2 separate regions of the Homo sapiens genome follow, and region 2 is linked to region 1. A link is an interaction called in ENCODE POLR2A ChIA-PET data of the cell type or tissue named here. Cell type or tissue: MCF 10A. All regions are shown on one strand. Each heading gives the region's core, and the rest is flanking DNA. Links, peaks and the distances in the headings are about the cores only. Region 1 holds the start of LCE1F (late cornified envelope 1F). Region 2 holds the start of KPLCE (KPRP N-terminal and LCE C-terminal like protein).

What was found. Peaks named below come from ENCODE experiments on the same cell type or tissue, not always from the same donor. Only the 100,000 strongest peaks of a DNase experiment are listed, where the experiment ranks them.
Region 2: POLR2A ChIA-PET joins it to region 1 with 5 read pairs; 2 of 35 experiments call an interaction of 5 or more read pairs at or near these places.

Annotation. Positions count from the first base shown.
Region 1 is chr1:152,774,747-152,780,124 of GRCh38, forward strand. LCE1F (late cornified envelope 1F) reads left to right here and starts at 394. Exons shown (of 2, transcript NM_178354.3): 1 at 394-444; 2 at 1,604-2,278. The coding sequence starts at 1,626. The coding sequence ends at 1,982. In MCF 10A, for the core only: a CTCF peak has its summit at 2,985 (motif pointing left); DNase peaks (open chromatin) are centred at 315 and 2,995.
Region 2 is chr1:152,715,206-152,720,583 of GRCh38, forward strand. It overlaps KPLCE (KPRP N-terminal and LCE C-terminal like protein), which reads left to right and starts at 4,317. Exons shown (of 1, transcript NM_001024679.3): 1 at 4,317-5,265. The coding sequence starts at 4,317. The coding sequence ends at 5,069. In MCF 10A, for the core only: no CTCF peak of the experiment used is centred there; a DNase peak (open chromatin) is centred at 3,236.

The sequences.
Region 1 (5,378 bases), core at 275-5,274:
GATTTTTAACCAAGCTATATGGACCCAAAGGTCTAGATGGAAAATTAGTATCTAGAATAGAAGGAAAAATGAGTTGTTTGTGCAGAATTCATAAGTGTGACTACAAGACTGTGAAGAGAGCCATCTTCATAGGAAATAGGCCACGGAGGACTCCAGGAACCATGATGTCCATTTTCACCCACCACAAGCCCCCATTTCCACCAAGCTCTTTCCTAGCTGACAGCAGCTCCCCTGAACACCAATGAAGGACGGTATATGCAGAACTGCCAGTCACCACTCGTCACAAGACCTATGTGGGTGTCGGGAGGCAGGTCCTCTCATGCCCAGGCTCTGTCTCACCGCTGGAGGCAGCACCCAAGGACAGAATAAAAGGGCTCAGGGCCAGAGCATCCCATCCACTCACCTCCTGCGGTGCTGAAGAACCCTGTGCTGCCTGTGATCCTGGTAAGTGTGCCCTGGAAAAAGGAGCAGGGGCTTCCACAGAGGGATGCCCAGGCCAGGGAAGGAGGGGATGGATACTCAGACCAGGGCAGGAGTAGAGTCTAGGCAGGGCCTCAGGGGCCTGGAATTGTGATTGGCAAGGAATGGGGTGGGGGCAGAAAATTGGAAAGAGGAGGTAGAGGGGTGGGGTGGAGTGAGAGAGATTAAGAAGAACTGGTAAGATCTGAAGGGCTGTATGACACAGATTTAGAGGAACCAAATTGTTTTCAGTTGCTCAGTGTGTTTCTCTGGTTTTAGAGAATAAACACATTGGCCACTGGATGTTGCTAGAGTGGGCTGCATAGTGGGAATATAATTTTGGAAATACAGACATACTCACTTTTAGAAAAGATATGCTGAGAACACTGCTACTTAGAGGAAGAAAGGATCAAAGACACCTGTGGATCTTGTTAGATGCCAACAAGAAGATCTGTAGTGGAAAACTGAGTGCACACTGGAGTTTAAAAGCCATGTGACAGTGCCTGGGGACAGGCCTGGGGAGGCAGGATGTGCTAAAGGGCAGAGCCCAGGATGGGAACCAGGGGACCCCGGAACAAATGTGACTGTTAATGAATAACTTTGGGCCAGTGAAGTTACCTCTTTTGGCTTCAGTTTCTTTATTTATATATTGAGTTGGTTGGAACAAATTGACTCCAACATCCTTTGCGGTTATAGTTTTCTCTATTTCTGCAAACTGAAATATATCAGTTCTTCCAATAGAAATTTATTTTGATTTTTCCTTAAAGAGATTTTCATCTCTAAACTGGTCTCAACATTGAACATTTTCAGAATTCTTGGTGATGTGATAGAATGAATGCTGGCCCGGAGCCAATTTATTTCCTGGACTTCTCTCCCACACTTAGGAGCTTTTAATGAGCAGAAACTTTATTTACATATTTGGAGATTATATATTGCATGACAACATCTCAAATAAGGTTTGAAATGAGAATCCATGAATGAAAGCACTTGGTAAACATTGAGAGTGATAAAAACATTAGAGGTGATTTTCCTATGTTTGATATAAGGCTTTCAAAATGAAGGATCTAGAAATAATGCAGAAAGGACAAGAATAGGCAGGGGTGTCCTCTGCCTCCATCTAACTTGCTGTCTGACCCTCCTTCAGCTCCTGAACACCCGCCACCGAGATGTCTTGCCAGCAGAGCCAGCAGCAGTGCCAGCCCCCTCCCAAGTGCACTCCCAAGTGCCCTCCCAAGTGCCCCACACCGAAGTGCCCCCCAAAGTGTCCCCCTAAGTGCCCTCCTGTCTCTTCCTGCTGCAGCGTCAGCTCCGGAGGCTGCTGTGGCTCCAGCTCTGGGGGCTGCTGCAGCTCTGGGGGTGGTGGCTGCTGCAGCTCTGGGGGAGGCGGCTGTTGCCTGAGCCACCACAGACGGCGTAGGTCCCACCGCCACAGACCCCAGAGCTCTGACTGCTGCAGCCAGCCCTCAGCGGGCTCCAGCTGCTGCGGAGGGGGCAGTGGCCAGCACTCTGGAGGCTGCTGCTGAAGTGGACCCTGTGCCTAAAAGAGCAGATTTAGAGGCATGAAAGGGGCAACTTCATCTTCCTTGGGACTGACTGTGTTGCTGGGACATTTTAGTAAAGATTTCAAACTCTGTCCTGGAAGATTCCTCCGACCTAGAATCCAGAAATCTGCCCTCTCACAAGAATTCCTCTTCTGACCTCTGATTCCATCTGTGCGCCTGGCCTGGGAATACCAAATAGAAGTCCTTGCCTCATTCCCCTGATTTCCTTGGCAATCTCCATTGTGCATGAAACAATAAAACAAATAATCTGCTCATCACCTTTTTCTAGACTGCATTACTCTTGCTTGTAAATGTGAACAGAGGGATAAGCATGTCTTATCTCAGCTCCATCACCCGGTTATCTGGGCCTTGAAGCAGCATGGCTTGCTTAACTCCTTCAACTCCTGGTCCTCACCAGAGCTGACCCTCGCCCCTCAGTGCCTCAGCCAGGGTCAAGTCAGGAAAGAGAATTATGAGATGTACTTTAATAGACAGAAGTTTACATAAAAATTTGCTTACTTGGCATCAGAGAACTGACAAGACCAATAGAGGACAAAAAGAGTTCATGGAGGCGGTAACTGTCATTGCCACCATGCTACCAATGGCAGGTAAAGGGAGTGTCTTGAAACTATCAAAACTTAGAAACTTGGAGCAGTGGCCCACGAATTGAAACTCAGGCCTCTAGGAAAGGGGCCCTTCTCATGGGTGCCGGGGTCCCTGAGCTCAGAGGAGGGGCCCTGTGTGTCTGGACTCAGGCTTCTGAGGAGGGGCACAAGCTGGTGCTGGCCCTAGGGTCTGTCTCCATGAGAACCCAACAAGGTTGGTTTTGTGAGCGGGAAAAACTGCACACTGGAACCACTGTTGCTAAAGGGATAAATTGCTCCTGCTGGGGTGAGAAGTAATATTGGGGTGACTTGGAGAATTCTAAGGGAATCTAAGGAAGCCTGGTCCTTGTCACTCTGCCAGTCTCCCAAGTTCTCTCTAGCTCCGCCTACTGGCGGAGACTTCAGGAAACCTCCAGCAAAGAGAAATGAGATTGGCAGTCCCAACCCTCCATCATAAGGCCAGATGTGGAAGGGAGGACCAAAGTGGAGCGATGGTGACTTAATAACCCTGGTTATTAAGGAAGACAGACATTATCCTACTCAGCTGTCACCCTCCTTCTTCCTGATACCCTCACTCTCTCCCCATCTATTCTCCCAAAGAATTTTACCATGCCCCTCCTTCAGCAAACATAGCAAAATGACTCCATGTAGCTTATACTTTAAAAATGCAGACTGCTCTAGTACAAATAAACCTTTAAGCTCACTTCTGCAAATGGACCTCAAAGAGTTTCTGTTCTTGCCATTGCCTATACAAATGGAGTCATAAATTACAGACACACACATGCAAACACACACACACCCAAACACACACACATACAAACACACAAGTGTTCATCCCTGGTGTCAAGAGCTTGGAAACAATGTCCAACTCTGTGAAAGACACCCTGCCTCTGTGCTTCTAGAAGTCCTTCTGATTGTCGGTCCTGAGGTTTGGATTCTGGATCAATATCAGTCAGCCTCCTCCATTTCCAGGAAGCTTGCCTAATATGTCCTCTACTTTCACACTATTTTAACACTACAATCCTTCAATATTAGTATTCTCAGGCTATTCTCTCTCCTATCATGACTTTTTGTGTCCTTTCCTCCTGGAACCACCCAGATGTGCTTCCTCTTTCCCCATCTGGCATGGAATCCCTGAAGAAAAGGCAGTTTGAATCCCTATAAACTGCAACCCCTGTATTACCAGGCCTCTGCATTGGGATCAGGGATACTCCATAGGGACCGGCAGCGTATAGGCCTTGGGTGAGGACTTCCCGAGTCCAGGGGATATGGGTATTACACTATCCTGGGGGATTTCTGAGGAGAAGGGCTGGGCTTCTCCCCTTGTCCTGTGGCTCCCTAAGGCAGGGGAACCTGTGTTTTAACTTGAGAAGGCTTCCTCCAGGGAGGAGAGGACATCTCACAGTACTCCCGCTAAAGGTGACATTTTTATCTCTTTCCTACTTTTTCCAAGCTCTAAGGACCAGAGCTGTTTAGACAGGGACTAACAGATGCTTCAAGGTAAGGAGCTCCTTAAATACTAGGACATCAGTTTTCTGCAGGGTCCCTGTAAGTCTTCCCTTCTTCTTCGCTCTCTGATGAGTCCAGAAACCAGTATCAAGCAGTGGGACTGGACTTCATTTCTTCTCTGCTTTCCACATGTGGGGACTGTTAAAACGCAAACTGAGGTATGATACAATTTTAAAGAGTTTATTTTAAAGAGCAAACAGCAATTCATGAAACCCAGAAGTGGTTTGAGGGCTCTGTCAAGAGAACACAAGAGGAAAGGTTTTATAAAGCAAACACAAAAGTAAAGTGAAGAAAATTATTGATTGGTTGCTGTTACACCATTTTCTTACTCAGTCTATTGTGCTGAAAGTCCCTAGTTGCATAATTATAAGGTAGCTGGTGGCTTCTGATTGGTTGGTTTTAAGTATCATTTTTCTTTAATATAGGCGTTTACAAGAAATAGCCTAAGTTACGTTTCCCTTATGTTTGGAGATCAAGCAAAGTTGAGGTCATTTATGAGGCCTAACTGGCTTTGTCTGTCCAGGGACTCTTCAGGTCTGGTGTCCATTTTAATTTACTTTAACAAGACCCTCCTGTTCATGCATACAAATGCTCCACAATTCCCACTCAGTTTGAGACCAGGATCATGACACAGTCCAAGCAACATGAGAAGATCCAGAATGCCCTCTCTCAGCACTTCCTCCCACATTAGATACTCAGACCAGTGGCAGAGGAGTGCCACCATCCTGGATTGCTAGGGTAAAGACAATCTTCTCAGCCACCTTGGTGACTCCCATCTGCTCATTCCCTGAAGAACATCTCTTACTCTGTATTGTTCTGTGTTCTGATGAATGGGTAATATTAGAAGAACCGTCACTGATTGAGCAATTTCAATATGCCAGGCACTGTGTGCTCACAGTATACTATTTAATCCTTGAAATTTCTATGAAGCAGGTCCATTTTTAGCCTCAGTTTAAAAATCGGAAATTTAGGCACAGAGAGTTAAATGCAAGTATTTTTTCAAGATACTTGCCACAGTTATCTATGCCAACACTATCCCCCTCCTCTGCTCACCAAACACACGACAGATAGCCAGAGAGTGGACTCCCGGGGTGATCTGTTGGGCCGTGTTGTGGACCTTCCCCAGAAAGACAGACAGTGTTCAGGATCCTGAGGAGATGGCCCCATCACAGTCCTTTGAGAATTCCCCTTTCCATCCCTAGCTTCCCAGAAACTCTGGAAAACTCCTCATCTCCACAGGTCTCAGAGTGATGAAAGTGGCTGT
Region 2 (5,378 bases), core at 275-5,274, 60 kb before region 1:
CCTGAGGCAGAGTCTCCCATCTTGCTTCTTCCAAAATGTTCAAGAGCAGACAGGCATCACACTACCTGACTTTAAAATATACTACAAAGCTATAGTAACTGAAACAGCATGGTACTGGCATAAAAACAGACACATAGACCAATGGAACAGAATAGGGAACCCAGAAATTAATCCATATATTTGCTATCAACTGATCTTTGACAAAGGTGCCAAGAACACACAATAGGGAAAGGAAAGTCTCTTGAATATGTGGTACTGAAAAAACTGGGTATCCTCATGAAGAAGAATGAAATAAGATGCTTATCTCACACTGTATACAAACATCAACTGAAAAATGAATTCAAAATGTAAATTTAAGATTCAAAACTATGAAACTACTAGGAAAAAAACAGGGGAAAAGCTCCATGACATTGGTCTGGGCAAGGATTTTTTGAATATGACCTCAAAAACATAGACAACAAAAGCAGAAACTGACAAATAAGATTAAATCAAGTTAAAATGCTTCTGTACAGAAAAGGAAATAAGCAACAGAGTAAAGAGACAACCTACAAAATCAGAAAACATTTGCAAACTATACATCTGATAAGGAGTTAATATCCAAAATATATAAGGAACTCAAACAACCCAATAGAAAGAACACAAATATCCCAATTAAAAATGGGCAGAGAATCTGAATATACATTTCTCAAAAGAAGACGTACAAATGGCCAACATGTCTAGAAAAAAATGCTCAATATCACTAATCACCAGGGAAATGCAAATCAAAACCACAATGAAATAACACCTCACTCCTGTAATAATGGCTATTATCAAAAAACAAACAAATGAAAATAATGACAAAGATGTAGAGAAAAGGGAACTTATACACCATTGGCGAGAATGTAAGTTAGTGCAGCCATTATGAGAAACAGTATAGAGGTGTCTCAAGAAACTGCAAATGGAACTATCACATTATCCAGCAATCTAACTACTAGGTATTTGTCCAAATGAAAGAAAATTAGTATATCAAAGGGATAACTGTATTCCCATGTTTATTGCAGTGCTATTTACAATAAATAGCAAAGACACAGAATCAACCTAAGTGTCCATCAGTGAATAAATGAATAAAGAAAATGGAGTATGAACACAGAATGGAATACTATCCAGCCATAAAAAGGAATGAAATCCTGTCATTTCCAGCAACATGGATGGAACTGGAGGTCATTATGTTAAGTGAAATTAGGAAGATAAAAGATAACATGTTGCCAAGGATGTGGAGAAAATAAAATCTAACACACCATTGGTGGGAATGCAATTTAGTACAACCATGTGGAAAACAGTATGGAGGGTCTTCAAAAATTAAAAATAGAACTGGCATATAATCCATCAATCACACTAGTAGGTATATATCCAAAGATATTGAAGTCAGTAATATTGAAGAGATATCTGCATTCCCACATTTATTGCAGCACTATTCACAATAGGCAATAAAAGGAATCAACCTAAGTGTAAATCAAAGGATAAATGGATGTTTAAAAATGCTATATATACACAAAGAATACTATTCAGTCACAAAAAGAAGGAAATCCTGTCATTTGTGAGAAGGTGAATGAACCGGGAAGATATTATGCTAAGCAAAATAAGCCAGGCATAGATAGACATACTGCATGATCTAATTTATATGTGGAATCTAGAAATGTTGATCTCATGGAAATAGAGAGCAGAGTGCTGGTTACGAGAGATTGGGGTGGCTGGTAGGTGGGGTTGGGGAGATATTTAAAGTATTCAGGGGAAGACTTCGCAGGACCTGGCTTGACATGGGAGAGGGGCTGTGAATTAGTGGGTCTTTGCATCCTCTTTGTTTAGGAAATGTAGAAGCCTTAAAGCTTATGGGTCCTGGGAAATGTGGGGATCTATTATGTACAAATACAGTAGAACAATTTACCTGAGAGGCCGTAGGGGCCACGGTGGAGCCTGCACTGGTTTATCTAAGGAATTGACATTTGGACCAGTGCTAGGCTTAGGCTCAAGACAACTTTCTTCAGTGGGCGACCCAATATAGCTCAGTGGGGGTAGCATGGGCTCTGGAGCTGGATAGGCTTGGGTTGCAATGTCACTCCATTACCTACTGATGGGATGACCTTGGAAAAGTGGACCTCTGGGTCTCAGTTTTCTCTTGTGTAAAATTGGGGCTAATGAAGCCTGTCTCATAGAGTTATTTCAAAATCAAATGAAATAACACAGGCAAAGAGCCTAGGACAGTATCCACCACATAGTAAGTGCTCAGTAGATAATATTCCCACCTCTCTTTCTACATCTTCTGCATTGTGGAAAAGAAAACAGGCAGGGATTCAAGGACAATGCCATGTTCAGAAATAAAAGGCAACATATTGTAGTAATAAAGATCATGATCTATGAAAGCAGACTCCTGCATCTGAGGCCTAGCTTCCTTACTTACCTGCTTTGTGATGAGGGTAACTCCCTTAAACTTTCAGGGCCTCAGTTGTGTCCATTTGTAAATGTACTGCCTCATGAATTGTTATATATAAAGTATTCAAATAAACTTTAGATTCTATTATTATTGTTGTTGTTGTTATCACACAGTGCTCATCTGGCTGGAATTTTCCCTGCTCAGCGTTCTTTGGAATTGAAGCCTGGTAGTGAGGTCCTGAAAGGTAAGAATGGGGGAGCCTAAGGGGCATGAGAAGGCTGAGGGGAGGCAGTCTAGACTCCAGCCTGGGGCCTAGGATCATTAAGCACCCACCCAGTTTCCAAATGAACCTAGAATAACCTGATGTTCCATGAAACAAACCATTTTTTGGAGGTCTTGTGTCATATTGGGCCAGAGACCACTGGGCCAAACTGTGCTCAGCAACCTAGACCAGCAGAAGTTACCTTGGAAGCCCACAGAACACTCATTTAGGCTGAGTGAAGTGAGGTGAATCTATAGTTAAATTCTCAATTTTTCATACACTGTGCCAAAAGCTACACTTAGCTTTAGATTAGATTCTCAATTTTAGTTTGATTCTCTGAGCTACACTTAGCTTTTGGCACAGTGTATGAAAAATTGAGAATCTAACTATAACTTGGATAAGTCCTGAAGACTCAAGTGACCTGGAAACAGCTTCATTAGAGACAGATCACATAGGCATCACTCATAACTTATAGGAAAAGGAGACTGACTTGTTTCCTGAGGAAGGGAACAGGAATCATTTATCTAGTGTTTGGGAAAACCCAATGTCAAGCACAGACATGCCCTGCCTCTGACTGAGGAGCCAGGCATACTGGGGAGGAATCTTGCCAATGCAACACCATCCCTTCTCCTTGTGATCTCTGGTGCTTCATTTAGATGCCATTAAATTGCCTCATTGCTGCCCTATAAAAGGTCTCCCCACCTGCTAGTTTTTCAGATCACTGACTTCTTCCAGTCTTGCTCCTATCAGCAAAGAGGGTAAGTCTCTATACGGGATAAGGACATGGTGAGAAACAGAGCTTTGGGGAAGCTGGGGTGGGATGAGAGCTGTGGGATGAAGGGTGAGCGAGGACTAGATGCTTAGGAAATCTGCTGAAGGAGGCTGAAAGCAATGCTGGTGGGAAACTTGGAGCCTGGGGCATGAGAGGAGAGGGAGGGGGACACGATGAGCTGGCATTCCTGTTTAAGAAGGGACTTTAGAGAACTGGCTCCCCATCCCCTTATCTGAATGCAATTGTGCAGTCCTCTCTTGGGTCTATGTGCTAATGAGGCCAACTGATTAGTCCAGCTGGTTCAAGGAGCACCTGGTAGAAACCTGCTCAAATTTAGCCTTGTTCTTTGCTCAGTACCGGGCACAGCTTGAGGCTCATGTTGGCTCAGGGTCCATGGACATAAATTTGTCTTTGCTGGGTATTCCTTGTCTGGGCAGAAGGAAGAAGGGAAGTCACCCTGGAGAGAACTGGTGGCAGGGGTCAATCATCTGGGAGCAGCAATTTCCAAAGGGTAATTCACAATGCAGACACTGAAGAAAGAGGAGAGGAGGCTTGGAGAGTTGGGTAGAAACACAGGCAGCACCATTTCAAGCCTCCATTTCCCAATATAGAGACTGAGGCCCAGAGGTAAGCGATGACTTGTACCAAGCCACATAGCCAGGTACAGGCACAGAAGCTGAGCTGAGAGTCCCTGGCTCTGAATCCACCTCCTGCCAAGTATACAGCCTCTGGATGTCTGCAACCTTCTCAAGAAAGCCTTGCTTGCAAATCACTGTATTCAAAGGGGATGTTGAAGGTTTCCCCTAGAAACCTTCCTGGTTTTACAGTTCTAATGAAACCTTTCTTTTCAGATTTTGCAAAGCCACAGAACAATGTGTGACCAGCAGAAGCAGCCACAGTTCCCTCCATCTTGTGTGAAAGGTTCGGGACTAGGGGCTGGGCAGGGTAGCAATGGTGCCTCTGTGAAATGCCCAGTTCCATGCCAGACCCAAACTGTCTGTGTGACAGGCCCTGCTCCATGCCCTACTCAAACTTATGTGAAGTACCAAGTTCCATGCCAGACTCAAACCTACGTGAAGTGCCCAGCTCCCTGCCAGAGGACCTATGTGAAATACCCAACACCCTGCCAAACCTATGTGAAGTGCCCAGCTCCCTGCCAGACAACCTATGTAAAATGCCCAACTCCCTGCCAAACCTACGTGAAGTGCCCAGCTCCCTGCCAGATGACCTACATCAAAAGTCCAGCTCCCTGCCAGACCCAGACGTGCTATGTCCAGGGTGCTTCTCCTTGCCAGAGCTATTATGTTCAAGCTCCTGCAAGTGGCTCAACCTCCCAGTACTGTGTCACTGACCCATGCTCTGCTCCCTGTTCCACCAGCTACTGCTGTCTGGCTCCCCGGACCTTCGGGGTGAGTCCCCTGAGACGCTGGATTCAGCGGCCCCAGAACTGCAACACAGGATCATCTGGCTGCTGTGAGAATTCGGGAAGCTCTGGATGCTGTGGTTCTGGGGGCTGTGGCTGCAGCTGTGGATGTGGCAGCTCTGGGTGCTGCTGTTTGGGAATTATCCCCATGAGGTCCCGAGGTCCTGCATGCTGTGACCATGAGGATGACTGCTGCTGCTAAACATACGACAGCTCAACTCCAGAATGCACTGCCCCGCTACCCCTTCTGGAACATGCACCAGCTTCTGGCCCCCTCTCTGTTAGTGCCAGTGATGTAGAACCTCATCACTTTGCCTCTGTGCTTTGCTTCTCTACCAAGGCAGCCTGCCAGAGTTAGTACAGTCCCCAAACTTTGGCATGAATAAAGCTCTGAATGCATTTCGTGGTAATTTCTGTCTGTTTGTTTGGTCCATATTTATGCTTTTCTATCAGGCACTCTTCTGCATCCCTCTCTTCTTACTCTTGTTTCTCAGCTAGAGGAAAGATCTGC